Linked DNA regions of Homo sapiens: region 2 is linked to region 1. The links are chromatin loops, found by intact Hi-C in ENCODE. Cell type or tissue: endothelial cell of umbilical vein. All regions are shown on one strand. Links, peaks and the distances in the headings refer to the core of each region. The heading gives the core; the rest is flanking DNA.

Region 1 (15,522 bases), core at 2,691-10,690:
ATCTCTTCCTGGTGACTTTGCATTCAGAATTTTCCTAGCTTGCTTCATAATACACGGAAGAACAATCATACCCCCTGATTTTGCTACTCTTTGCAGCTGTCTCTAGGAGATATGCCAATGGCACGCATAGAGGATACCCATTTCAACTAAAAGAGTTACCAGAAGAAAAGCTGGGCTCAGAGATGTATAAAGGAGTCAGCACAAACAATCTACTCTGGGTCTATGATGATTGTGCTTTGTAAAATACTATGAAAAGTGAATTACATCATAAACACTCCTACAGCTTACAGTAAATTTAATGCAGGAATTGTCTAATGTCAACAGGCTTTAAATAATCCCTGTAAAACAAATCTTTCAGTTTCTGATCAATTCAAATACAATTATCACATAGAAAATTTATCTTAAAAATAGCTCACACAAGTACATTGATCCGAAATTCTAAAGAAATGAAAAAATAAAATTGCTCCCAGTTGAGAATACTCTAAAATCTTTTCTTTAAAATGTGAATATTGAGTCCCAATGACCTGAAAGGAACTAGTTTAGGTGCTGGTCTAAATTCAGCCAACATCTGTTGAATATTCTCTGTGTCTGACGTGAACTATTCTAGGCAATTCTTACAACTTTTTAGTAAAACAATTAAATACATCCAAACAAATTTAAATGGAAGAGTAAAATAACTCTAATCGAAATATTTAAAAATTGCCATGAACAAATAATAAAAGAAGCACTAAAGTTTATTTGAGAGAGGCAGATGAGACTTCACAGAGAGGACAGCATATAAGCTGAGGGTTGGATGGCTGAGGGCAGTGAAGCACGCACACTGGGGAGATGCCCTTGTATTGCACATGCAAAGGTCTGTACTATTTTAAAAAGGCAGAATTCGGTAATCAACAAGTATTTCAAAATTTAATAGAGTGTAAAATGCAAGAGGTGGGGGTAGGAGAGGGAAGGTGGTGATAATGACCAGGAAGAGAAGGTCAGAAGCTAGGCATGAGCTAGATGATAAAAGGCCTTGTATAGATGACATGCAAATGAATTATTATTTAAAGAATTTTGAAGATAAGATTTTGGTGTTAAAAAGATTACTTTGGAATAATGGAGTAAGACCAAAAGAAGAGAAAGGGCTTTGTACTAATATAGGCAAAAGTTGATGGTAACATGAACTGTAAGGTATAGGTGATAAGAGTCTAAAGGAGGGGCAGATTCAAAAGATATTTGGCAAGAAGAATATATAGGCATGATGGCTGACTGGAAGATAAGTAGGAAAGAGAAATCTTGGATTTTTAAAAGGTTTTTTGGTGTGAGTGACTGGATAGATAACTGTTTGAAGGGTTGATGATAGCTTGGTTTTAGACATGATGAACCAGAGATGCCCACGTAAACATCCAGGTGGATAGAGCTGGTTGCCAGTTAGATATCCAGGTCTGAAATTCAGCAGAAGTCTTAGGGCTTGAGGAAGATTTGAGAAAGACTAGCCTATTGGGAGGCTGTTAGGCCATGGCAGTGAACAGAACTGCCTTAAAAAATAACTTGGATGAGAAGATAAGGAAACACAGGGCAGAATCACAGAGTATGTATAATGGACAGCTAGAGGAAGGAAATTTGACAAACTGGACTGGAAAGAAAGAGACATATAGTTAGGTTTTGAGCCAAGAAAAAAAATAGGTAATTTTATGAAAACCAAAGAATGAATTTTAAATATTGAATTAACTGGTAGTCAGAAGACAAAGTGAATGCAGCCACCAGATCTTATTTCTACACTCATTTAATAAATGTAAGAACTTAGCACTTTTGTATTTACGTCATCAGAAAATGCATTATTTTTCTTCCAAGACAGCGGATTAGAAGCTTGCAGTGTGTCTTAGCCACTTGGAAACAGCAAAATCATACATTTTAATTCAAATGCATGAATTTTAATTCAAAAGGGAAAACGGGAACCCATTAAGACAGTGAAGGACGTCCCAGACCCCAGGGAGGAGAAGGTGGGCAAGCAGCCCCTGGGAAGGCATTTGGTAAATAAAAGTGAGTGAAGACCCAGAACAGGGGGTGGGCAGAGAGCCTCCCTCTGTGAGTCACTTTTCCAATGGGGATCCATGCAACCCAGGACAAGAAAGAGCATTTTGTTTCTCCCAAGCCTTGGGACTAGCTTGGGGTGAGGCTTGGGGACATTGAGAGGAAAAGATACCAGGAATTCCTGCAGGCATTTTCCCAGACTCAGGATGGAGAGCAGGATGCCATTTTTAATCCAGGTGCATACAAAGTCAGTAATTCTTTGACAACCCAGCAGCATGGCCATGCAGGCATTATAGTCTTGGATCAGAGATTGCAGAGCTTGCTCTGGTGCTGAGTAGAGGCCTCCATAGCCAGAATTGAATGGTGCGTGTGGACAGTGCCCCAGTTGTAGGTGCTGGAATTGTGCTCCCCGTGTGTAGTTCTAGGGTGAGAGGGAAGCTGCTACAGCGACAGTTTCTCTTGAGCAATGAGACTTGTAGCCAGGCCTAGCTTGGCCACCTGGAAATGGCCTGTGTGTGACCTTGCTGGGAGCTCCATCCTGCTCACCTGAGATCATGGTGCAGGGGACACTCTCTGCTCCATGCCTAGGCAGATTTCCAGGCATTTGGAGCACCCACTTACATGAATTTGCATCCTGAGTCATCCCACCCTCTCTGTGCCTAGATTGTGGTGCAGCAGAGACCTCTCTGCTCCATGCCTAGGCAGTCAGAGCACCCACTCTCCTGGATCAGTAGGCTGAGCTGCCCCACCCTTCCTGTGCATAGACTGGGATGCAGTGGGGTCCTCTCTGCTCCATACCCTGGCAGATTTCTGGCCATTGAGAACACCTGCTCTTCTGGATTACCAGCCTGAGCCACCCCACCTTTCCTGTGCATAAATTGGCTTGTAGCAGGATTCTCTCCACTTCATGCCCAGGCAAATCTCCATGCAGATGGAGCACCCTGTTGCCTGGATCAGCAACCTTAGCCACCCTACCTTTCCTGTGGATAGATTAGGGTGTAGCAGGGCCCTCTCTGCTACACATCCAGGCAGAACTCCAGGTATTCAGAGCACCTACTCTCCTGGACTAGTAGCCTGAGCCATCTCACCTTAACGTACATAGATTAGAGTGTAGCAGGGCCTCTTCTGTTCCACGCATGCAGGCAGATCTCCAGACAATCAGAGCACTTCCTATCATGGACCAGCAGCCTGAGTCTCCCACCCCTCCTGTGCATAGATTGTGATGTAACAGGACCCTCTCCACTCCATGCTTAGGCATATCTCCAGGCATCTGAAGTACCCCCTTGCCTGGGTCAGTGGCCTGAGTTGCCCCACACTTTCTGTGGAGAGACTGTGGTGCAGTACGGCCCCCTATGCTACATGCCCAGGAAGATCTCCAGGTGCATCCACTCTACTGGATTAGGAGTTCGGGCCGTCACCCCTCCCCATGCAGAGAACTTAGGGCCAAGCAGGTTACCAAGCTCCATGCCTAGACATACCTCTGGGCGCTAGGTGGCCACGCATTAGGTGCTGGTGCTAGTACCTGCCATTGAGTGGCTGTAGGTGAGCCTGCCCAGTCCAGGCCCTACTCTCTTGGTTCCCTCATGTGGTGGTGAGTAGGGAGCTAAGACCACTGTGCACTAAACAGTTCAGCCCATTGCCTGCAGCATCAGAGACCTCCCAGTAAACAAGGTTGAAATATATACCCGTTCACGTTGGCCAGAGCTGACTTTTACCCATAAGTGCCATCTACTGGCCTGTAGGTAGAACCACACAGTCCAACATAAAACCAGCTGACAGAAGTGCATAGGGCTATAGAAGCAAAGCCAAGGCCAGGCTGGTGGATCACCTGAGGTCAGGAGTTCGAGACTAGCCTGGCCAACATGGTGAAATCCTGTCTCTACTAAAAATACAAAAAATTAGTCAGGTGTAGTGGCAGGCACCTGTAATCCCACCTACTTGGGAGGCTGAGGCAGGAGGATTGCTTGAACCCTGGAGGCAGAGGTTTCAGTAAGCTGAGATTGCGCCATTTGCACTCCAGCCTGGGCAACAAGTGTGAAACTTTGTCTCAAAAACAAAAACAAAAACAAAAAAATGAAGCAAAGCCAAAAGACCCTAGCCAACATTCTTTACAGTTACACCCACTAGGGAGAAAAACAAAGAAAAATTAAAAAAAAAAACATATATATATATATAATAGGGAAAGAAAGGGGAAAATCCTATTCACATGAAAATATTAATAATTACAAAAATTAGAAGTGCCAGTGTCTCCAGATGAGAAAGAACCAGTGCAACTTTTCTCATACCATGAAAAATCTGAATATTGTGACTCCACCAAAGGATCACACTAGATCTCCAGCAATGGTCCCTGACTAAAACAGACACTCAGAAATGACGGATTAAGAATGCAAAGCTTGGATTGCAAGGAGGCTCAACAAGATTCAAGACAAGGATGAAAGCCAAAAAAAAAAAAAAAAAGAAAAAGAAAAAGAAATTTCTGAAGAAATCCAGGAAATGAAGAAGGAGATAAACATCTTTAAAGAAAATCAGTCAGAGCTTCCAGGATTGAAAAATTCAATTAAAGAATTTCAAAATACAATTGAAGGTTTTATCAATATACTACACCAAACAGAAAAAGAATTACAGAGCTAGAAGACTAGTCTTTTGAATTAATCAAGTCAGACTAAAATAAAGAAAAAAAATTTTAATGAACAAAGTCTGAAAAATATGGGATTATGTAAAGCAAACAAATTTATAAATTACTGGCATTCCTGAGAGAGGAGGAGAAAAAGTAAACAATCTGGAAAACATATTTGAAGCAATAGTACAAAGAGTGTCCCTAGTATTTTTAAAGAGGTAGACACCCAGGAACAAGAAATCCAGAGAACACCTGTGAGATACCATACAAAAAGAACATCATCAAGGCATATAGTCATTAAACTGCCCAAGGACAATGCTAAAGAAAAAATCTTAAAGGCAGCTAGAGAAAAAGTTCAGACCATGCACAAATGGAATCCCATCAATTTAAAAGCATATGTCTCAGCTGAAATATTACAAGCCAGAAGAGATTGGGGGCCTATTTTCAGCATCCTTAAGGGAAAGAAATTTCAACCAAGAATTCCATATCCCATCAAACTAAGCTTTATAAGCAAAGTAAAAATACAATGTTTTCCAGACACCCCCAACAATAAAAAAACGCTAAGAGAATGTATCTCCATTAGACCAGGCTTAAAAGAGGTCCTTAAGGGAATTTTAAAAATGGAAACAAAATAACAATACCTGCTACCACAAAAATACATGTAAGTCTATAGTTCACAGACCCTATAGAGCAATTATATAACAGGAACTACAAAGCAACCAGTTAATAATTTCACCATAGGATTAAAACCACACATGACAATATTAACCTTGAGTGAAAATAGTCTAAATGCTTCACTAAGAAGACACAGAGAGTGGTAAACTGGATTAAAAAGTCTGTCTCCTGTCTTCCAGAGACCCCTCTCACAGGAAATGACACTTACAGGCTCAAAGTAAAGAACTGGAGAAAGAAAGATCTATCATGAAAATGGAAAACAAAAAAGAACAGGGGTTGCTATTTTTATATCATTGCTATTTTTATATCAGATAAAACAGACTTTAAGCCAGCAATAATAAAATAGGAAAAAGAAGGACATTATATAATGATGAAAGGTTCAATTCAACAAGAAGATTTAATAATCCTAAGTATATGTGCACCCAACATCGGAGCACCCACATTAATAATACAAATACTCCTATATCTATGAAAAGCCTTAGCCCACCACACAATAGTGCTCAGCCATAAAGCAAGTCTCAACAGATTAGAAAAAATAGAAATCATACCCACCATATGCTCTGACCACAGTGGAATACAAATAAAATCAAAACCAAGAAGGTATCTGAAAACCACACAATTACTTGGAAATTAAACTACTTTTCTCTGAACAATTTTTGGGTAAACAATGAATTTAAGGCAGAAAGTAAAAAATTCTTTGAAAGAAACGAACAGTCAACACAACATAGCAAAATCTCTTGGATGAAGCAAAAACAGTGTTGACAGGAAAATTTATAGCTCTAAACATCTACTTCAAGAAGTTAGGAAGATCTCAAATTTACAGTTTGGTATCACATCTAGAGGAACTAGAAAACTAAGAATAAACTAACTCCAAAGCTAGCAGAAGAAAAGAAATTATTAAAATAAGAGCAGAATTGAATGAAATTCAGACCCCAAAATCCATACAAAGCATCAATGAACCCAAAAGTTGGCTCTCTGAAAGACGAAACAAGACAGATAGACTGCTAGCTAGATTAACAAATAAAAGAGAAGATCCAAAAAAGTGCAATTTGAAACAACAAAGGTGATATTACAACCAATTCCACAGAAACACAAAAGATTCTCAGAGAATATTATGAACACCTCTATGCACACAAACTAGAAACTCTAGAAGAAATGGATAAATTCCTGGAAACACACAAGCCCCAACAGTGAATCAGGAAGAAATTGAAACATTGAACATACCAATACCCAGTTACAAAATTGAATTAGTCAAAAAAACCTACATACAAAAAAGCTCTGGATCAGATGGATTCACAGCTGAATTTTACTACATGTACAGAGAAGAGCTCGTACTAATTCTATTGAAACTATTTCAAAAAATGGAGGAGGATGGGCTCCTGCCTAACTCATACTATGAAGCTAGTATCACCCTGATACCATAAACTGATAAAGGCACAATGTAAAAAGAAAACTAGCCTGTAGTCCCAGCTACTCAGGAGGCTGAGGCAGGAGAATCCCTTGAACCCAGGAGGCGGAGGTTGCAGTGAGCTGAAATTGCGCCACTGCACTCCAACCTTGGCGACAGAGTGAGACTTTGTCTTAAAAAAAAAAAAAAAAAGAAGAAGAAACTACAGGCCAATATCCCTGATAAACATAGACACAAAAATCCTCAAAAAAAGAAAAAAAACTGCCAAATGAAATCCAGCAGCATATCAAAAAGTTAAGTCACCACAATCAAGTAGGCTTTATTCCTGAGATGCCAGTTGGTTCAACACACAAAACTAAATAAATGTGATTCACCACAAAACCAGAATTAAAAACCAAAACTGTATGATCATCTTAATAGAAGTATAAAAGGCTTTTGATAAAATCCAACCTCCCTTCATTATAAAACCTCAACAAATAAGCCCTTGAAGGAACATACATCAAAAAAATAAGAGTCATCTATAAAAAATCTACAGTCAACATCATTCTGACTGGGCAAAAGCTGGAAGTATTCCCCATGAGAACTGGAACAAGACAAGGATCCTGTTACCAACCCTATTCAACATAGTGTTGGAAGTCCTAGCCAGAGCAATCAGGCAAGAGAAAGAATAAAACGCATCAATAGGAAAAGAGCAAGTCAAACTATCTCAGTTTTGCAGACAATATGATTCTATGCCTAGAAAACCCTAAAGCCTCTGCCAAAGGCTCCTAGACCAGATAAACAACTTTAGTAAAGTTTCAGGACACAAAATCAGCATATAAAAATCAGTACCATTTCTATACACCAAAGAGGTTCAAGCTGAGAGCCAAATCAAGGACATAATCTCACTTACAATACCCACCCACACAAAAAAGTACCTAGGAATACAACCAACTAAGGATATAAAATATCTCTACAAGGAGAACTACAAAACACTGCTGAAAAAAATCAGAGATGACACAAATGGAAAAACATTCCATGCTCATAGACTGAAAGAATTAATGTCATTAAAACGTCCATACTGCTCAAAGTAATCTGCAGATTCAACACTATTCCTTCAAACTATCAATGTCTTTTTTCACAGAATTATAAAAAATTATTCTAAAACTCATATTGAACCAAAAGAGAGCCTGAATAGCCAAAGCAATGCTAAGCAAAAAGAACAAAGCCAGAGGCATCACACTACCTGACTTCAAACTACACTACATGGCTACAGTAATCAAAACAGCATGATATTGGTACAAAAACAGACAGACAGAATAATAGATCTGAAAAGTGAACCCAGAAACAAGCTGCACACCTACAGCCATCTGACCTTTGACAAAGTCAACAAAAATAAGCAATAAGGAAAGAACTCCATATGTAATAAATGGTGCTGAGATAACTGGATAGTCATATGCAGAAGAATGAAACTGTCCCCCTACTTTTCACCATATAGAAAAACTAACTCAAGATGGGATTAAAGATTTAAATGTAAAATCTCAAGCTATAAAAATCATAAAAGAAAACCTAGAAAATAACATTGTAGATAACAGGATTGGCAAAGAACTTATGACTAAGTCCTCAAAAGCAACTGCAACAAAGCCAAAAATTGACAAGTGAGACCTAATTAAATAAAGAGCTTTCGTACAGCAAAATGAAAAGCAGAGTAAACAGACAGCTCACAGTATTGGAGAAAATATCTGCAAATTATGCATCCAACAGAGGTTTAATATCCAGAATCTGTAATATACTTAAACAACTTAACAAGCAAAACACATATAATCTCATCTAAAAGTGGGCAAAAGAACATGAACAGACACTTCTCAAAAACAAAAGACATACAAGGAGCTAACAAGCTTATGAAAAAATGCTCATCATCACTAATCATCAGAGAAATGCAAATCAAAACCACAATGAGATACCATCTCACATCTGTCAGAATGGCTATTATAAAAATAAATAACAGATGCTGATGAGGCTGCAGAGAAAAGGGAATGTTTATGTACTGACGGTAGGAATGTAAATTAGTTCAGCCCCTTTGGAAAGCAATTTGGAGATTTCTCAAGGAACTTAAACAGAACTACCATTCAACTCAGCAATCATATCACTGGGTATATACTCAATAAAAAATAAATCATTCCATCACCAAAAAGACATGTGCACTCACATATGTATCACAGAGCTATTCACAATAGCAAAAGACATGGAATCAATCTAAGGGCCCAACAGCGGTGGATTGGATAAAGAAAATGTGATGCATGTACACCCTGGAATATTACACAGCCATGAAAAAGAAAAAATCATGTCCTTTGCAGCAACATAGATTCATCTGAAGGCCGTCATCCTAAGTAAATTAACATAGGAACAGAAAACCAAATCCTGCATGTTCTCACTTATAAGTGGGAGCTAAACATTGGGTACATATGAACATAAAGATGGCAACAAGAGATACTGGGGATTACTAGAGAGGGAAGGGAAGGGACAAGGGCTGAAAAACTGAAAATCTACTTATTGGGTACTATGCTCACTACCTAGGTGATAGGATGATGCACACCATAGATGATAGGATCATCATCCTATGATCATTCATAGGATCATTCATCAACATCAGCATCACACAATATACTCATGTAACAAACCTGCACAAGTACCTCCTGAATCTAAAATAAAAGTTGAAATTATTAAGAAAAATAATGTACCTTGGCCTCCATGACCTTTTCCTTCCCCTGGCTCTTGCCCAGAAACCCATCTGGCATGTAAAGAGGAGGATTGACCTGGCCATCAAATGCCAAAAGAATGGGAGGAAAAATATATATATATATATACACACATATATATATACACATATATATACATATATACATATATATACATATATATACATATATACATATATATACATATATACATATATACATATATATACATATATACATATATACATATATATACATATATACACATATATACATATATATATACATATATACACATATATACATATATATATACATATATATATTTAATATTAACTGAAAATTTATTGGGAAGCTGAAGCTGGATGTAAGATGTAACATTATGTATAATACAGCAAAATTGTTTTGAAAATCCTCTCTGTTACAATTTCTGTTGGCTGTGGCAGCTGTCATCTCTACGTCCTCCCTCTTTCTTTCCCCATAACAAGTCTTCTCAACCTTCTGCATAGGCAGGAATACTCACCTAGGTTCCTGAGCTTCTCCAGTTTGCATCTACACCCACCACCCTATTCATTAAAACAAAAGATCTTTCTTGGCATTCACCCTCTTTAGAAGGCCCAGGAAGGGATTATAAACAACTACTTATCTTTTTTCTAGACACATTTTTGTGTGTAAATTTATTTTGTTATAAAACTGAGATATATGTACCTCCTTGATTTCCTGCTGTTTCTCTGCTTTAGACCTTATTCGACTTGCCAAATGAATGTACTCAGCTACTGAAATCAAAGGTTGAACAAACGGTAATCTCTCAGATATAAATATCGTTTTCAGCATACATATATGTATATACATATATATATATACTCACATAAAAATTGAGAAAAATGTATCCAGAATATATTTAGTTTTATTTTTCAGCTTTCCACAAATACACAACAGTAGTGATATAGTTTTATAGGAGAAATTCAAAATTCTGAACAATTCCCCAAACATCTTCAAATGCAATAAACTGAGACTATCATCTAGCAGTTTAGAATTTTCTTGCAGTTCTGTCATGTACAGCCATCTGATCAAAGCAATAGCAAACATTCACTTATTACCAGAGTTACATGAGAGCTGAGAAATCATAGTCTAATTTTAAACTCGTATTTCCAGGCAGAATCCCCTAGTGATTCTCATACTACTAGATGTAAGAGGAAGACCCAAGAATCTGCATTTTTAAGCAGAACCCAGGTGCTTCTAATGCAGGTAACTATGATTGCAAGAATCATCTGTAATGATTTAAAGGAACATATATCCCAGGCACCATTACCCACTTACTAAACAAGAAACTCCTGGAGCTCTTCTGATCCAGAGAACTCACATCTCTGTAAAGGTTCCGGTGATTATTTTGTGTGCTTGTGAGAGACGGAGTTTCGCTCTTGTTGCTCAGGCTGGAGTGCAATGGTGCAATCTCAGCTCACCCCAACCTCCGCCTCCAGGGTTCAAACTATACTCCTGCCTCAGCCTCCAGAGTAGCTGGAATTATAGGCATATGCCACCACACCTGGCTAATTTTGTATTTTTAGTAGAGATGGGGTTTCTCCATGTTGATCAGGCTGGTCTTGAACTCCCGACCTCAGGTGATCCACCCGCCTCGGCCTCCCAAAGTGCTGGGATTAGAGGCGTGAGCCACTGTGCCCTGCCCCCAGTGATTCTTATCATCAGATAACAGTGAGAATCACTGCCTTAGAGTATGCCTCTATTTGTAGGTTATGGCTACATTGTTTCTCCTACTCCAAATTCTTTATATACCGTCATATTACTATAGTTTTTCTTAGTTAAAACCAAAGGTCTGAATGATCAATTGTAATTCAAAGAAAAACTGAAACATTTTTCAACTAAATTAATTTTCTTCTATCCACATTATGTACTTTTGACATGCAAAAACATCATACTTCAAGCATTTAAAAAAAATTGACCATCACAAAAAAATCTTGTAACAAGAGGAAGGAAAAAACTGTCATGCTATCAACGAGAAAAGTGGATTCCTAGAAACAAGCTGACTTAACTAAGGTCACACTGCCACTAAGAACTATGCAGCCCTGACTTTAGTCTATTGCAAGAGTGTTCCCGTCATTCACTAAACTTCCTATCACCTGCAATGTGCTTTGTTTTCAACTTTGTATACAGCATATTATTTCATTTTATATGCACAACAGTAAAACAAGTTATGAAAAAAAGTATGGTCTTTGAAGTCAGACAGATCTGTTTTTTTTTTTTTTTTAATTCTCATTCTGCTGAATCCAGACTGTATCTGTGTGCCTTAGGAAATTCCCATTTTCTTCTCATTTGTAAAGTTATAAATAATATTAATAATATTATCCTTATTGGAAGGTTTTGTAAGATTAAATGAAATAAAGTACATCTAAGCATCCAGGACAGTGCCCAGTACATATTAAGTGCTCAATGAATGTTGGCCTTTTAGTTTTTCTGCCTTCTTCCCTCCCTCAACTCCTGTCTTTTTAGTCCAGTAGTGTTTTCATTGCACCATTCTGCCCATCTTAGTAGCTTGTTCCTCATTTCACTGTGCAGTGTTCTCATATGGTCTCCTGTTACTGGATTCCACATTTAATCTAACTAGACTTGACACTGAGCCTCTTGGACAACATTCTCCAACGTGCCTCTTCACGTCCAACTCCAGAGTTAATAAACCTTGACTTAGAAACTGCCCGTTGGGGTAGTGGGTAGAGGTTCAGAAGACCCAGCTTCTACATCAGGTCCTGCCACTGACTGACTTTATGACCTTAGGCAAATTAAAGAACCTCCCTGGGCTTCAGCTGTAAAACTCAAGATATGAAAAAGTGATCCTAAATTTTCCTCCTGCTCTAAAATTTCATGACTTCATGATATTAATGAACTTGTCGGTCTAACAATAGCTCTTTTTCATTTCTTATTTTAGGCATGAGTTTAAAATGAATGCTCTGAATTATAGAGGATTGTTATACTGGCTTCCATGATTCCATTGCCTACAAAGTTCTTTTGTAATTTGTTCCTTAGCTTTATCATTGTAACTTAAAAAGCTCATAGAGGAGCCCATAGAAATACTTCATATCCCTGACAGCATCCATTAAAAATAGTTACAGGCCGGGCGCAGTGGCTGACGTCTATAATCCCAGCACTTTGGGAGGCCAAGGTGGGCGGATCACGACGTCAGGAGATCGAGACCATCCTGACTAACACGGTGAAACCCCGTCTCTACTAAAAATACAAAAAATTAGCCGGGCGCGGTGGCAGGCGCCTGTAGTCCCAGCTACTGGGAAGCCTGAAGCAGGAGAATGGGGTGAACCCGGGAGGCGGAGCTTGCAGCGAGCCGAGATGGCGCCACTGCACTCCAGCCTGGGCGACAGAGCAAGAGTCTGTCTCAAAAAAAAAAAAAAAAAAGTTACAAAGAATCAGTCCATCAGATCTAGGAAAAGCTTGCACCATAGCTTGCATTTAGCATCACCTATACAATTCTGACCTGAAGTACAGCAGTGCTCTGAGTTTGGGTGCCAATAGCATGGCTGAATGTGTCAGTCTTCAATGCTGCACTTTTTTTTACTGGGTACAAGTGAGACAATGACAAGTAGCAACTACTACACAAGACTTCCAGGGCCAACCTTGACACACATGCAAAGATGAGAGTGAGGGATAGGGCTGAAATATTCTTTTCAGAGCGATGGTCAAGCTCTAATTATAAGAAAAAGCACATTCATTGGAAAAAGACAAATGCAAATGAGTTATATCTTGCTGCTTCAGGATGGCTTTGAAAAAATTCCTGCCCATCTGCAGTAGTATAGAATTTATATATTTCCAGTTTTTTAAATCATGTTCTAGCTCTCTTTTAAACGAATACCCCAGGGACTGAAGCATTTTACTTTAAATTGGGATAAAACTTGAATGTCTCTATTTTCCACTTACTTAACCAAATCTTATAATTCCTTCAAACTACATTCTTTCCATGTTATACATAAAAACCTGAGTGATCTCTCCCGCTCACGATAATCCCTCACAGAATTTACTATCAGTTTCAACTGTCATCTATATCATATGCTAACCAGACCATTAGTTTCATTTTCAAGTGAATGCGTTTGTCACTCCAGTACCCATGATTGAATCCTAAAAGTTTTTGCCTGATAAACCCAATGCTTCCAGCTCACTATTACCTTCTGCCAAATTCCTCTGATACCATGGGCCACCTGTTAGGACATCCTCCTTGGCACTTCATGCAGACTACCCACTTGGCTGGACTCCTTCCTTCTGTATGGACAAACTCACCGTGTTAAGTCTGTCTACTATTTGGAGGTCTGTTGCCAGGACTGCTAATAAACATGATGCAGTCCTCCTCCGTGATTCTCCCTGAACACTCTGTCTCCCCGCTGTACTAGCAGTAATGAGGGAAGTGAGAGTAAATAAAGTTGAGATTTAATCCCTTAAGCACATACCATGAGGAGAGTAGGCATTTATGGTTAATCCAGGTATTACCTAAGTGATAAGCCCTTTATTCCACGTCACCACTTGGGACCCTATAACAGAAGCCAGCACTATTGTGTTTTCAAATAGTATTTTTCCTTTAGTAAGGAAAAATGAAGATGTTAAACACATGTAAAGAGGAACTTAAAATAGTTTGAAGAAGTTATAGAAAATACTCCCAAAGCTCAAGGAGATGTTAAATCTAGTGGACAAACATTTAAACAAATCTTTCTTTCTAAGTAGCCTGTAAATGTAATCAGTTGGAATAACTTATCTTGAAAATATATTCCAACTTGTTAAAACACCATGACTATTTAATTAACATAGGTTTATGCTTGTTGCTCTGCCATATGCTCTGAAATGACTGAATCCACTTTCCACAACTGTGACCTCAAAAGAAATGCTCTACTAACGTCAGGTCAATGGGGTTTTAAAATAAAGTCTACCAAGAGTCACAATGTCTATTTTTAAAGTAGTCAACCTACTTCTTAGAGCCACGCACAAAACAGAATACAAACACACTTCAAATCTGTTACATGGTGAAATGTTTGTGGAATGCAATTTTCATGATTATTTTTTCAGTGCATTAACAATTGCTTTTCAGGAAATATCACTTCTCTCCAAGTGCCTTTTGACTATACCACAGAGTGCTTTTTAACACCTAACGACAATTTATTCAGATTTATATTTAGATAGTTAATTACTGTAAGATCATACTTCAGTGAAAATGACCAAATGTAATATTATTGATAGTTCATTCTCCTGCTGCTGGTATTTCACCTCTTGAAAAATCACATTATTTGGTGCATGTGAAATAATGTTACATTAATTCCTTTACTCTTTCACAAAGCAAAATATTTATGGTAAAACTGCAATGCACTAATCATGCTGTGGGAATGAAAAAATTGATAAAACACTTCCTCTCCTCAAGGAGCTTACACATTATAGGAGGTATGTATGTACACAGGTGACAAGCAGGTACTTAGATAAATTACAGGAGACAGAAGTATTGAAAGATATCAATAGTATAAGGATCCAAAACTTGATCTTTGAAACTTTCTTTTTTTAATAGTCTCTCCTCTATTCAGCTTCTGTTATGAACTTGATGCACATAAATCTAAGATATTACACACACACCTGCACATATATATCTATGTATATAGGCACACATATATTTGTATTTATTGATATAGAAATATGAGTAGATTTCTGCTAGGTTTATCATCTACTTTCCATTTTTTTCTTTTTCTTTTTAAAATAATTTCCAATTTTATTATAGACTCAGGGGGTCCAAGTGCAGGTTTGTTACATGGGTATATTATGTGATGCTAAGAATTGGGGTATGGATGGCCCTGTTGCCCAGGAGAGAGCATAGTACCTGATGGGTAGTTTTTCGGTCCATTCCCCTCTTCCCTTCTACCCTCTCCAGTAGTCCCCAGTGTCTGTAGTACCTGTTTTTATGTTCACCTGTACTCAATGTTTAGCTCTCATTTATAAATGAGAACATGTGGTATTTGGTTTTCTGTCCCTCTGTTAATTCACTTAGGATGATGGTCTCCAGATGAATCCATGTTGCTGTAAAGGACATCATTTCATTC
Region 2 (15,522 bases), core at 3,012-11,011, 630 kb before region 1:
TTCCAAGTCTTTGCTATTGTGAATAATGCCACAATAAACATACGTGTGCATGTGTCTTTATAGCAGCATGATTTATAGTCATTTGGGTATATACCCAGTAATGGGATGGCTGGGTCAAATGGTATTTCTAGTTCTAGATCCCTGAGGAATCGCCACACTGACTTCCACAATGGTTGAACTAGTTTACAGTCCCACCAACAGTGTAAAAGTGTTCCTATTTCTCCACATCCTCTCCAGCACCTGTTGTTTCCTGACTTTTTAACGATTGCCATTCTAACTGGTGTGAGATGATATCTCATAGTGGTTTTGATTTGTATTTCTCTGATGGCCAGTGATGATGAGCATTTTTTCATGTGTTTTTTGGCTGCATAAATGTCTTCTTTTGAGAAGTGTCTGTTCATGTCCTTCGCCCACTTTTTGATGGGGTTGTTTGTTTTTTTCTTGTAAATTTGTTTGAGTTCATTGTAGATTCTGGATATTAGCCCTTTGTCAGATGAGTAGGTTGCGAAAATTTTCTTCCATGTTGTAGGTTGCCTGTTCACTCTGACGGTAGTTTCTTTTGCTGTGCAGAAGCTCTTTAGTTTAATTAGATCCCATTTGTCAATTTTGGCTTTTGTTGCCATTGCTTTTGGTGTTTTGGACATAAAGTCCTTGCCCATGCCTATGTCCTGAATGGTAATGCCTAGGTTATCTTCTAGGGTTTTTATGGTTTTAGGTCTAACGTTTAAATCTTTAATCCATCTTGAATTGATTTTTGTGTAAGGTGTAAGGAAGGGATCCAGTTTCAGCTTTCTACATATGGCTAGCCAGTTTTCCCAGCACCATTTATTAAATAGGGAATCCTTTCCCCATTGCTTGATTTTCTCAAGTTTGTCAAAGATCAGATAGTTGTAGATATGTGGCGTTATTTCTGAGGGCTCTGTTCTGTTCCATTGATCTATATCTCTGCTTTGGTACCAGTACCATGCTGTTTTGGTTACTGTAGCCTTGTAGCATAGTTTGAAGTCAGGTAGTGTGATGCCTCCAGCTTTGTTCTTTTGGCTTAGGATTGACTTGGCGATGCGGGCTCTTTTTTGGTTCCATATGAACTTTAAAGTAGTTTTTTCCAATTCTGTGAAGAAAGTCATTGGTAGCTTGATGGGGATGGCATTGAATCTGTAAATTACCTTGGACAGCATGGCCATTTTCACGATATTGATTCTTCCTACCCATGAGCATGGAATGTTCTTCCATTTGTTTGTATCCTCTTTTATTTCCTTGAGCAGTGGTTTGTAGTTCTCCTTGAAGAGGTCCTTCACATCCCTTGTAAGTTGGATTCCTAGGTATTTTATTCTCTTTGAAGCAATTGTGAATGGGAGTTCACTCATGATTTGGCTCTCTGTTTGTATGTTGTTGGTGTATGAGAATGCTTGTGATTTTTGTACATTGATTTTGTATCCTGAGACTTTGCTGAAGTTGCTTATCAGCTTAAGGAGATTTTGGGCTGAGACAATGGGGTTTTCTAGATATACAATCATGTCGTCTGCAAACAGGGACAATTTGACTTCCTCTTTTCCTAATTGAATGCCCTTTATTTCCTTCTCCTGCCTAATTGCCCTGGCCAGAACTTCCAACACTATGTTGAATAGGAGTGGTGAGAGAGGGCATCCCTGTCTTGTGCCAGTTTTCAAAGGGAATACTTCCAGTTTTTGCCCATTCAGTATGATATTGGCTGTGGGTGTGTCATAGATAGCTCTTATTATTTTGAAATACGTCCCATCAATACCTAATTTATTGAGAGTTTTTAGCATGAAGGGTTGTTGAATTTTGTCAAAGGCTTTTTCTGCATCTATTGAGATAATCATGTGGTTTTTGTCTTTGGCTCTGTTTATATGCTGGATTACATTTATTGATTTGCGTATATTGAACCAGCCTTGCATCCCAGGGATGAAGCCCACTTGATCATGGTGGATAAGCTTTTTGATGTGCTGCTGGATTCAGTTTGCCAGTATTTTATTGAGGATTTTTGCATCAATGTTCATCAAGGATATTGGTCTAAAATTCTCTTTTTTGGTTGTGTCTCTGCCTGGCTTTGGTATCAGAATGATGCTGGCCTCATAAAATGAGTTAGGGAGGATTCCCTCTTTTTCTATTGATTGGAATAGTTTCAGAAGGAATGGTACCAGTTCCTCCTTGTACCTCTGGTAGAATTCGGCTGTGAATCCATCTGGTCCTGGACTGTTTTTGGTTGGTAAACTATTGATTATTGCCACAATTTCAGCTCCTGTTATTGGTCTATTCAGAGATTCAACTTCTTCCTGGTTTAGTCTTGGGAGAGTGTATGTGTCGAGGAATTTATCCATTTCTTCTAGATTTTCTAGTTTATTTGCATAGAGGTGTTTGTAGTATTCTCTGATGGTAGTTTGTATTTCTGTGGGATCGGTGGTGATATCCCCTTTATCATTTTTTATTGTGTCTATTTGATTCTTCTCTCTTTTTTTCTTTATTACTCTTGCTAGCAGTCTATCAATTTTGTTGATCCTTTCAAAAAACCAGCTCCTGGATTCATTGATTTTTTGAAGGGTTTTTTGTGTCTCTATTTCCTTCAGTTCTGCTCTGATTTTAGTTATTTCTTGCCTTCTGCTAGCTTTTGAATGTGTTTGCCCTTGCTTTTCTAGTTCTTTTAATTGTGATGTTAGGGTGTCAATTTTGGATCTTTCCTGCTTTCTCTTGTGGGCATTTAGTGCTATAAATTTCCCTCTACACACTGCTTTGAATGTGTCCCAGAGATTCTGGTATGTTGTGTCTTTGTTCTCGTTGGTTTCAAAGAACATCTTTATTTCTGCCTTCATTTCGTTATGTACCCAGTAGTCATTCAGGAGCAGGTTGTTTAGTTTCCATGTAGTTGAGCGGTTTTGAGTGAGATTCTTAATCCTGAGTTCTAGTTTGATTGCACTGTGGTCTGAGAGATAGTTTGTTATAATTTCTGTTCTTTTACATTTGCTGAGGAGAGCTTTACTTCCAAGTATGTTGTCAATTTTGGAATAGGTGTGGTGTGGTGCTGAAAAAAATGTATATTCTGTTGATTTGGGGTGGAGAGTTCTGTAGACGTCTATTAGGTCCGCTTGGTGCAGAGCTGAGTTCAATTCCTGGGTATCCTTGTTGACTTTCTGTCTCGTTGATCTGTCTAATGTTGACAGTGGGGTGTTAAAGTCTCCCATTATTAATGTGTGGGAGTCTAAGTCTCTTTGTAGGTCACTCAGGACTTGCTTTATGAATCTGGGTGCTCCTGTATTGGGTGCATATATATTTAGGATAGTTAGCTCCTCTTGTTGAATTGATCCCTTTACCATTATGTAATGGCCTTCTTTGTCTCTTTTGATCTTTGTTGGTTTAAAGTCTGTTTTATCAGAGACTAGGATTGCAACCCCTGCCTTTTTTTGTTTTCCATTTGCTTGGTAGATCTTCCTCCATCCTTTTATTTTGAGCCTATGTGTGTCTCTGCCCGTGAGATGGGTTTCCTGAATACAGCACACTGATGGGTCTTGACTCTTTATCCAACTTGCCAGTCTGTGTCTTTTAACTGGAGCATTTAGTCCATTTACATTTAAAGTTAATATTGTTATGTGTGAATTTGATCCTGTCATTATGGTGTTAGCTGGTGATTTTGCTCGTTAGTTGATGCAGTTTCTTCCTAGTCTCGATGGTCTTTACATTTTGGCATGATTTTGCAGCGGCTGGTACCGGTTGTTCCTTTCCATGTTTAGCGCTTCCTTCAGGAGCTCTTTTAGGGCAGGCCTGGTGGTGACAAAATCTCTCAGCATTTGCTTGTCTGTAAAGGTTTTTATTTCTCCTTCACTTATGAAGCTTAGTTTGGCTGGATATGAAATTCTGGGTTGAAAATTCTTTTCTTTAAGAATGTTGAATATTGGCCCCCACTCTCTTCTGGCTTGTAGGGTTTCTGCCGAGAGATCCGCTGTTAGTCTGATGGGCTTCCCTTTGTGGGTAACCCGACCTTTCTCTCTGGCTGCCCTTAACATTTTTTCCTTCATTTCAACTTTGGTGAATCTGACAATTATGTGTCTTGGAGTTGCTCTTCTCGAGGAGTATCTTTGTGGCGTTCTCTGTATTTCCTGAATCTGAACGTTGGCCTGCCTTGCTAGATTGGGGAAGTTCTCCTGGATAATATCCTGCAGAGTGTTTTCCAACTTGGTTCCATTCTCCCTGTCACTTTCAGGTACACCAATCAGACGTAGATTTGGTCTTTTCACATAGTCCCATATTTCTTGGAGGCTTTGCTCATTTCTTTTTATTCTTTTTTCTCTAAACTTCCCTTCTCGCTTCATTTCATTCATTTCATCTTCCATTGCTGATACCCTTTCTTCCAGTTGATCGCATCAGCTCCTGAGGCTTCCGCATTCTTCACGTAGTTCTCGAGCCTTGGTTTTCAGCTCCATCAGCTCCTTTAAGCACTTCTCTGTATTGGTTATTCTAGTTATACATTCTTCTAAATTTTTTTCAAAGTTTTCAACTTCTTTGCATTTGGTTTGAATGTCCTCCCATAGCTCAGAGTAATTTGATCGTCTGAAGCCTTCTTCTCTCAGCTCGTCAAAGTCATTCTCCATCCAGCTTTGTTCCGTTGCTGGTGAGGAACTGCGTTCCTTTGGAGGAGGAGAGGCGCTCTGTGTTTTAGAGTTTCCAGTTTTTCTGTTCTGTTTTTTCCCCATCTTTGTGGTTTTATCTACTTTTGGTCTTTGATGATGGTGATGTACAGATGGGTTTTCGGTGTGGATGTCCTTTCTGTTTGTTAGTTTTCCTTCTAACAGACAGGACCCTCAGCTGCAGGTCTGTTGGAATACCCTGCCATGTGAGGTGTCAGTGTGCCCCTGCTGGGGGGTGCCTCCCAGTTAGGCTGCTCGGGGGTCAGGGGTCAGGGACCCACTTGAGGCAGTCTGCCTGTTCTCAGATCTCCAGCTGCGTGCTGGGAGAACCACTGCTCTCTTCAAAGCTGTCAGACAGGGACATTTCAGTCTGCAGAGGTTACTGCTGTCTTTTTGTTTGTCTGTGCCCTGCCCCCAGAGGTGGAGCCTACAGAGGCAGGCAGGCCTCCTTGAGCTATGGTGGGCTCCACCCAGTTCGAGCTTCCTGGCTGCTTCGTTTACCTAAGCAAGCCTGGGCAATGGCGGGCGCCCCTCCCCCAGCCTCGCTGCCGCCTTGCAGTTTGATCTCAGACTGCTGTGCTAGCAATCAGCGAGACTCCGTGGGCGTAGGACCCTCCGAGCCAGGTGTGGGATATAGTCTCGTGGTGCGCAGTTTTTTAAGCCGGTCTGAAAAGCGCAATATTCGGGTGGGAGTGACCCGATTTTCCAGATGCTGTCTGTCACCCCTTTCTTTGACTCGGAAAGGGAACTCCCTGACCCCTTGCGCTTCCCAGGTGAGGCAATGCCTCGCCCTGCTTGGGCTCGCGCACGGTGCGTGCACCCACTGGCCTGTGCCCACTGTCTGGCACTCCCTAGTGAGATGAACCCGGTACCTCAGATGGAAATGCAGAAATCACCCGTCTTCTGCGTCGCTCACGCTGGGAGCTGTAGACCGGAGCTGTTCCTATTCGGCCATCTTGGCTCCTCCTCCGACACATTTCTAATAAGGTCTGAATTCTGTTATGAACCGTTTAGTATTCCTTGCAATTCTTGGGCCACTAAATAATTCCCCCTTTCTTGCTATCTGGAGATACATACTCTTGGTTATGAGGCATTCCAGAGGAGAAAACAGATGGATCAGCTGAAATCCATCGTTATTACAGGAAAAAAACCCCAAGTGCACAACTCTAAGTATGTGTTCTCCTACGGAGAGACTAGACAAAAGCCACCACATTAGTTAAAAATTGTGCATTAACTACTTTTTAAATTAGAGGATGAAGAACTCTTTTTAGAGTCATTTCTGAGTATTTATGGGTTTTTTTCTTTGATGACAGTGTTAATTAACAGAAACTAACTAATGGAATTAACTGACCCTATTTCTATAGCCACATCCTCTGTTAGGAATCTGAGTGCTAGTTCAGTGACTCCAGACAATAACTCTAGCCCTTATATATTCTGATTAAAGGTGCAGTCATAACTATCAGCTCTTTTGAGAGATTTTGAGGAACAATCTGAGGCTAAGTTGTAATATTTGTGAGTGAGGCCTGGGGAAAATGTACTGTAATGAGACCTAAAGTTTAAAACCCAAGCTGAGGGTGTAATAGTTTAAATACAGGATGAAGTCAGTTCAAGGGACTAATGCAATGACGTGGGACAGAAGAAACTTCTTGGGGGCAGCATCAGGTGGGATTAGAATAATTAAATAGGGAGCTGTATGTATATGCTGTTGAGATGTTTAACAGATGGAGCCTGAGGAGCAGGACCAATACTACCAACAAAGACCAATACCAAGGGAAAGGGATACAGGGGTTAGTTAAGTAGGCTGGCCCCTCCAACTCTATCTGCTCCTCAGTCTGCTGATTCTGGCAACTGTAATTCTGGATGAGGCTCTCAACACCTTGAGGAACCAAAGGTACCAGACAGGCAGGTGAGAGCTCCATTTAGATATACTGGCTACACCTGGTAGGGGGTTAGATCGGGAGGCTATAGGCCTCCCTATAGGCTGATGTTCATGAGAACAATTAATATTTATGTCCAATACAAAATATAGCAGGTTTGGAAGCAGCAGAATCTTCTAGGGCATCATGTTTCACTACATAAGGCTGTTATTGATCTGTGGAGTCTGTGTAGCTATTGACAGAGATGTTAGATTTTACTAAAGGTAGCTGGGGACAGTAATGAATGATACCACCCAGAGTCCCAGATATTCCAATTGTATTAGGTTAAAAACTAAAAGTACAACTTCCTCTTTTGAATCCATTCTAATTTTAAAGTACCTTCTGATACCAAGTACTTTGCATTTTCCAGATGAGGAAACATAAGCTTACAGGGATTAAATATATGGCCTTAATCATCCTCTCATGCTAATAAATGGCAAATTGGATTTGAATACAAGTTGGTCTGATCCCAAAGCCTGTATATATTCTGTTTCCTCATTCTGATATGTAGCTTTCCTTCTTCAGGGAGACCTAGTTCTTTGGACATGCGTGAAAAACTAGAAATCTAGGTAGAAAGGTTATCAGCATACCAGGCATCAGTAACCCCGATGGCATCTTCATCTGGCTCCAAATATCTGAGGTCTGTTCCCTACATTAATAGTTTTTTTTGTTGTTGTTGTTTGTTTTTTGACAACGGAGTCTCGTTCTGTCGCCAGGCTGGAGTGCAGTGACAGGATCTCGGCTCGGCTCACTGCAACCTCTGCCTCCCGAGTTCAAGTGATTGTCCTGCCTCAGCCTCCCAAGTAGCTGGGACTAAAGGCACATGCCACCATGCTCAGCTAATTTTTGTATTTTTAGTAGAGACGGGGTTTCACCATGTGGGCCGGGATGGTCTCGATCTGTTGACCTCGTGATCCATCCGCCTCGGCCTTCCAAAGTGCTGGGATTACAGGCGTGAGCCGCCACTCCTGGCCCATTAATAGTCTTTTAGCGTCAGCATCCACTGCTGTTTGGTGTGTGCAGCCTGTAAACCTCAGAACATCCCTGGAGCCCTTTCCTTTCACGGCCTCCAGAGGGCAGCCTGCCGCAACGGTGCTCCCGATCCCCCTAGTGGTCACTAGGAAGCTCCAACCTTCACTCGGAGATCAACGTTCCCAGGAACATTCTCAAAGCCCCGCGGATGTTGCCCAGGGAAGCAAGGGTGTGTGACACCACCTAGAGTCGCCTTCATAGCTTCCCTTTAGGTGCTCCTGGGGAATGTCCATTAGCACCACCCCAACTCAAGATGACTTCTCAAACCTGCCAGTTGTACAGTGTTGGATACTACAGGGTAGATTCTGTCACTAAATTTCAGGAAGAATATAACAGGTATCTAGAGGATGTGGCAGCAAGTCCAAACTTTATTTTTGTACGTCCCTCAAAATGCACAGGGTGGCTTATTTAAATTATCTCCCAGAAGCAGCTCTGGATGTCTTATATTTCCCCAAGGTAAATATTTAAATAACTCTTGTAACAATCTTAAGTTACGTGGGATACTGTATTTGTAATTTTTCTGGGATCTATTTTTTTGTTCTATTTATACGGTATATTTAAATAACATTGGCAAACCCTATGCAGTCTAATGCAGGAATGCTATCAGCTTTTTTCGTGATTTAATATAATCATGATGACATATTACAGCAGTTATTTCCTTGTTATTCATATTTTTTTATTTTATTAATTATTATTTTTTTTGAAACGGAGTCTCACTCTGTCTCCCAGGCTGGAGTGCAGTGGCGTGATATCAGTTCACTGCAGCCTCTGCCTCCAGGGTTCAAGTGATTCTCCTGCCTCAGCCTCCCGAGTAGCCGAGATTACAGGCAGCCGCCACCATGCCTGGCTAATTTTTGTATTTTTAGTAGAGATGAGGTTTCACCATGTTGGCTAGTCTGCTCTCGAACTCCTGACCTCGGGTGATCCACCCACTTCAGCATCCCAAAGTGCTGGGATTATAGGCATGAGCCACTGTGCCCGGCCCCTTGTTATTAATTTAAATAACAACTGTAGATTAATTATTTTAAAATATAAATATGTGGCATCTGTATTGAAATATACAAATATTTTAACATGTATATTTTGGTTATTAAATATAGATACCAAGTATATATCTATTTCATAGCCTCTACTGGAGTTTATCAATATTGTTTTATTATTATATTTAAAATAGAGCAACATATTTTAAAAATAGTTGTTGCCTTAAAATAATTGCAATAGAAAAGACTTTGTCAATATGTCTTTATGGGAAAAGATCCAGATTTTAATAAAATAGGAAATAACCCTTTCATCAGACATATTCTATTGAACACCACTTAATTATAAACAAATCAAAGCAAATTTGATTTGTTGAGAAAATACTTACAGGGTAACTCAGTACAGTGTCAAGTGCTGTATAAAATGAAAATAGGAATATGACATGATTTCTATCCCCAAAGTTCTGGGGGATGAGTAAAGGCAAGTTCCTAAATAACTTTTAATGAAGACTTAACAGTTGAAATCCCATTATCTCAGCAAAACAAAAGCAAACTAACAATCTAATAAAAATGAGAAAATTACCAATTTAAATAATGTTGACAATACTGCCCATCATTCCTTTTAATGATTGCCTGGAGTGAGCATGACAATGGAGATGCGAACCTGTGGTTTCCTCAGTTTGTCTCTGTTCTGAAGTGCAAGTATATCCACTGAGCTGAGTGATTCTAGTTTTTAAAGATATACATATATGCATTTTTCATGTAAAGTGTACCCTAAAAGCAAGCCAACTACTTCACCTGGTGCTCAACCAAAGAAACAGGAATCTGTTCCAATGCTGGAGGAAAAACTGGCTGTGCCAAACCAACTTGCGGTCTCCAGGGGAGTGCCTGTCGAAGGACTTTTCCAGGGTAATTTTGATTATGTATGATTTTCTCGTTTCTGATTTTAGAATCTAAGAGGTTTGACTCTATTGTAAGATAAGTATTACCAGAGAAATACAAGCAGCTTAGAGGGGTTTGGTTGCCAGGTTAGGTAGTTTGACTTTAGTTTGCTATATGGTAGGAGGCTGCTAAAGGTTACTGAATAAGAAATGTCATAATACTGGGTTTTAGAATATTTATTTGGCAGTAATATCCTGGACAGACTGGATGGTGGAAAAACCAGAGGCAAAGAGGCAATTAAGAAGCCATTATAATATAATTGTAGGCGTGAAGAAGAGGGGATGATTATCAGACCTAGGGTGGAGATAGAAAAAGTTAACCATTCTAACTGACTAGAGTAGATTAAAAACAGAGGTTTTTAGTTTGGGTGACCATGAGATTGGTGGCTTCTTTAACCAGAATTAGAGAAATCAGGAGAATAACTGGTTTTGGTTAGGAAGATGAGTGTGATTTTTGTTGGAGTGTGAGGTGACTGACTGTAAGGCATCCAGGTGGAGATGCCTTTAGCAATGGGTTGGAACTGCAGGAAAGAATTCTCAAAATGTTAGGTTTTGAGGTACATTCTGTTTAGGAATGGCTCTTGAAATCATGAGAATAGACACTTGGCTAATAAAAGTCAGCCTTGTAGAAAGAAGGGAGGGAAAGTGCAAGTGTAGGTTCTTGGGGATTACTGGCCTTTGGAGCCTGGAGGAAGAAAAGAAGCCACTAAGTGACCAAAGAAAGAACATTCAGGAAAACTATTCAGGGCAAGAATATATTAAAAAGAGAGGTGTCATTGTGTTGCTAAAAGTTCAAGAATTATATGAAAAATAATGAACTAATTTTGGAGGTAGAAAGTAAAAGAACTTAATAGGAGAGTAAGATAAGAGATATTATTTTAAAGTGGACAGGAGTTAGATAATTTCAGGGAGAAGAGATAGCAAATGGTTTGAAACGTTACTGAAATTCCAAGGAGGGATGGAAACTGAGTTTAGAGAGCTGGGCATTTAAACCTGAGCTTAGGATATATGGCATATTAAGTAGTTTTTTTCTGGATTATAAACTTGTGCGAGACTAACACATGTGTAAAAATCATACACATTTAGTTACGTAGTTCATTCTGAATATGGTGAAAATAATAAAAGGATAGGAAATTGGGATTTTCTCATAAATGACAGGGATTTTAAACTTGTGCGAGACTAACACATGTGTAAAAATCATACACATTTAGTTACGTAGTTCATTCTGAATATGGTGAAAATAATAAAAGGATAGGAAATTGGGATTTTCTCATAAATGACTATGCAAATAGTCATTTGGTAACCTCCTAAGAGAGTGTGGGCTGAAGTCAGGTTCAATCCAAGATGTGATTTGGAGTTAAAAAAATATAGACTTTGCTTTCGAGAAGTTTAGTGATAAGAGCAAGGAGAGAGAAGGGTGTGGTTACAAGGCAGGAAAGACCTGGAAGATGGCTTAGACTAGCCTGATGGTCTCATTGCACCATCTGGATAATTTTTTAGTGAATCTTTTGTGTATTTTTTCAGCCTTTTTCTTTGCATGTGTTATTTTGAAATCACTTAATATGATACACATTTTGTAAATGTCCAGCTTAAGAAATGGAAAAGTGTCATACAGCATTTAATGCCATGTGAATATAGAAATATACAGAAACTACTTTTAATGCATAATCTGAGTGAAGAGTTTCCACAAGGGTTTAAATCAAATAAGATGGTTTCCATAACTCCTAAATAACTTCTAAAGTATCTTTAAGGTTACTGCTGCCTATGAAATACTGTGATTCTCCCTCCATACTCTAGACCCAGAAGTCTTTGAATTAGCGGAGTGGAAGATGTGGACCCTTCTATGGCAGAATATTTCTCATTATAGGATGATACTGCAGTACCACGCCTATCCTTTCCCGAGTGCCAACACTTTTTCTGTGAGAAAAGACTTTCTTACCTGAGTGATTTTTTCCTATTGGGTGCATTCAAGTATTTACAATACTTATTGGTAAAACAGAATTAGCTATAGCTTTTAGAGCATATTAGATTTAGCGAGACAAGAAACATAATCATTACCCTTTAGGAATCAAGGTAGCACAAAATGTGAGGAAAATGTTTTGGAAATATTTGCTTCAAACTAATCAGCTAATGTTAACAAAGCATTCTATTCTGAGAAGAGGAATTACAAATATAATAGTAGTACCTACCGCATGACAGTTTTTTAGAGTTAAAATTCATAACATCCATATCTCACAAGGCCTGGAGATAGAGCAGGTATAATCTTTTCATTGCCATATCCAGAAAATGTCTCATTTTTCTTCATCTTTCAAAATCCCTAGCTCATGGAGGCCCAGAATGTGGGACTTTCAGTGTTAAAACCAAGAAAGTTATCTGTAAATTGGGAAGAGTTGGAATATCTATTTGGAGCAAAGCCGCTGGACTATGCTTATCCTTCCATCCTGTAGTAATCTACAAAGCTCCTCATTTGGTGAAGATGTTAACACCTGACTTCTTTCTTTCTTTCCATGACTACCTTTGGTATATATACATATATATATAAAGTACATTCAATGGATTTTGTTTTAAGTCTCTTGACCTTTTCTTTTCTTTATTTCTTTTTTTTTTTTTTTTTTGATGGGGTCTCACTCTGTTGCCCAGGCTGGAGTGCAGTGGTGTGACCTTGGCTCACTGACACCCCCGTCTCCCAGGTTCAAGTGATTCTCCTGCCTCAGCCTCCCAAGTAGCTGGGATTACAGGTGTGGGCCACCATGCCTGTCTAATTTTTTGTATTTTTAGTAGGGGTGGGGTTTTACCATTTGGCCAGGTTGGTCTCGAACTTCTGACCTCAGGTGATGGGCCCGCCTTGGCCTCCCAGATTTTTGGGATTACAGGGGTGAGCCACCACGCATGGCCTTGTGACCTTTTCCATTACAATCTTTTCATGCCTCATCTCACCCCCTGACCTTAGCTGCCAATCATCATGGTAAAACTTTATACTATGTTGTTGTGAATAACTGTACCATACTCAAAATCTCATCTTCTAACATCCAGTCACCAAACACCCCTTCTTCTGTTTTCAGCTAACTGCCTCTATGACAATTGTGGACTACTCTGGGGCTTCTAATCCATTGACTATTACAATTTTTAGTTTCCACTACCCTCTTTTATCCTCACTTCCTCCTTGTCCAGCTTAGATTCCATTGTTTAATTACTTGTAAATGCCCTCAGCTTTTTTGCCTCACTCTCTGCCTTACTCAAATGGCAGAACATCAATACTGGTTAATCCCAAGCACTCACAGAAATGTCACATAGTTTAGTGATTAAGGTTGTGGGTTCTGGACCCACGCTCCTTGAATCCTGAGTCGAACATTTACTAGCCATGTGGCTTGAGTAAGTTTCTTCACTGCTCTGTGCCTCAGTTTCCTCATGTATACCTATCTAATGGAGTTGTTGCGGGCTCAAACGTATTAATATAAAGTAATATAAAAATGAAGTGTTTAGAATAGTGCTTGGCACTTAATAAACATTTAATAAATGTTTACCAAGCTTGCAGTTCATGGTTGGAGAGGAACATCTAACTTAGCTGAGGGATCTCTCTTAATTTTCATGACTGTGTCTCAAGTGGGCCCTTAGTGCCTCTCTGCAGTTGTCAACCACAGTTTCCATTTTCTCACTGAATTATTTTTTCCCTGTCTGAGGTTACTATGTTACACTTTTTCTTATCAAATTTCCAACTTGTATTCCTTGTTCTTCACTCTCTGCTGATGACTTTGCTTCTTATCTTGCTGAGCAAACAGAAGCAATCAGAAGATAATGATATTTTCCCACCACCTAGTCTCTCACATCTGAATATTTCTATTACAGAGGAAGGGTCTCTGTCCCCATGTTAAAAACAATCCCTTTACTTGTGCACTGGATTCCATCTCTTTTCACCTTCTCAAGAATTTGCTGACATAATTATCTCTGTTCTGTCTTGCATAATCACTATATCTCTCTTCTCCCTGCTGTAATGTGCTGTAATATTGATCAAGGGAGAATAGAACCCTCGTTCGCTTTTATGTCCCCTATAGCTACCGATTTATTGACCACCCTTTACAGCCAACCTTAATGTCTCCACGGTCTCAGCCCATATCCTCATGACAAATCGAATCAGGCTTCCACCTTGATGGGATTCACCTTTGAATCTTTAAATATTGACTTTTAAGTAACAGAATGTTCCAGAGCTCAGTCCTTGGCTCTCTTGGGTTTGCTGAAATGACTGGAATTACTAAAATCAGGAGAAGTTAATTTCATAGGTTTAATAAGAGGCAATTAGAACTGTTGAGAAAAAGGGAAAAAGCATTATTTATAAGAAGGGGGAAAACATTTATGATCATTTTTATGCCAAATACTACTTTATATCAGATAATTTAATGCAAGCAATTCACTTATGATAAATTCAGTTCCACAGTATTTTGGGGACTGGCAGTGGTGGAAAGGAGATGGAGAGACTCAAAGAAAAAGAAGAAGAGGTCATGACAACATGGTTCTGAAACTGGTCAGGTTATTATCCTAATTTAAATATGGAAAATCAAGAGCTAAATCAATACAAGAACTAGAACCAGAATTCTTGGTGGTTCCAGGTCTTCTGTTAAGTTATTTGCCTCCCATATTGATATACAGTAAAGAATAAAGTGCGGCTAAATTATACATTTAAAAGGTATTCAAGTGGAAAATTGCTGGAAAGGGTAATAAAATAACAACCACAAAAATACAATTTTCCTTGGCATTTTCAACTTAATTACCTCAGAGCTGCTCAGATTTTCAGCCAGTCATTACTAGGATTTTTGCATTGGTACAATTAGATTTTCTTCTTGGAAACCCATTTTTGATGAAGAACAAACTGGAATATAGATGGATCATTATGTTTTATTATTAAAATTTCAAAGCTTACACTTTGAGAAAACTCATGATATTAAAATACCATAATAAAGTCGCTTAACCACCTTAGAGGTTTTTCTATATAACATCATGATTTGAGCATACTTTGTCTATTTAGATTTGAGTTTTGGTGAATATTGTAAAGGTTAGAAGTTTGGATATGCAGTTTATACTAAACCACTCTAAAAATATAGTGCTAATAATGATAGCTACTTTATTTTGAGCAACTACATACAATTAACTATTTATATCGGCTATAACTTTTATCCCTTACAATGACTTGATGAAGTGGTTTTATCATCCTTCACAGGAAGAAACCAAGATTCAAAGATATTTAATAATTTTTCCTTGGAAATTAGAAACATGCTCACATTCCTCTTACCTCCAAAGGAAAAGGAAAAGGAAACCGTTAAGTGTCAGATACTACTCCTGGATCTTTTGTGTAACTATCTTGTTTAATCCAAAGTAGGAGCTAAGAAATAGATTGTAATACAAGCTTTATAAGAAGCACTTTGTATTCCATGAGTACAAGTCTGAATGGCATTTTAAATTAGAGAGACTTGCAGTATGTTATAGTGACTTCCCCCATTTCAGCATCGCATTTTGTATGTGATACTTGAATCCTTGACCCTACAGAGAACTAAAAGAATTATTTCACATCAAGCTTTTTCCTCTTATCTAGTGACTGCTGAAACATTTCTTCTTTCCAAACCAGTTTATAAAACTGTTGGTCCTCACCTAAAAATAGAGTTGCTGTGAATTAGATTCTTGATCTGTATACATATGGCACAATCATATGAAATAGTTTTTTCCTGGCATACATTTCCTTTTTCAGCATTTAAGCACACAGCAAGTATAGGACATTTTGAACTTTTTATTTAACATTGATTTCTTTAGAGAGCTTTACATCCATTTGTTGTTTAAAAGTTGGTATTTTTGTTTCTTTTTGCAGCCAAACACTTTGATAATATTTTGAGGTAAATGCCTGAAGATGTCCAAAAAAAGTAAAAGTCATAACAGAAATTGGATTTCAAATGGTTCTTTGTTAAGAAATGACTTATAACAAATTCTCTCTCTGTGTTTGCTACTAACTATTCCACAATCAAGTGTTAAT

The links. Peaks named below come from ENCODE experiments on the same cell type or tissue, not always from the same donor. Only the 100,000 strongest peaks of a DNase experiment are listed, where the experiment ranks them.
Region 2: it touches region 1 in a loop (2.9-fold over the local background); 12 of 110 quality-filtered maps call a loop at or near these places.

What each region holds. Positions count from the first base shown.
Region 1 is chr12:44,305,951-44,321,472 of GRCh38, reverse strand. All of the region lies in intron 6 of TMEM117 (transmembrane protein 117), which reads right to left. LOC124902922 (a long non-coding RNA gene) reads right to left here and starts at 8,583. Exons shown (of 2, transcript XR_007063281.1): 1 at 1-8,583. RefSeq lists an enhancer at 12,740-13,240. In endothelial cell of umbilical vein, for the core only: no CTCF peak of the experiment used is centred there; no DNase peak of the experiment used is centred there.
Region 2 is chr12:44,941,047-44,956,568 of GRCh38, reverse strand. No RefSeq gene overlaps it. Among named protein-coding and RNA genes, the nearest start is that of NELL2, 72 kb to the right of the region's middle. RefSeq lists an enhancer at 7,721-7,920. In endothelial cell of umbilical vein, for the core only: a CTCF peak has its summit at 7,664 (motif pointing right); a DNase peak (open chromatin) is centred at 7,658.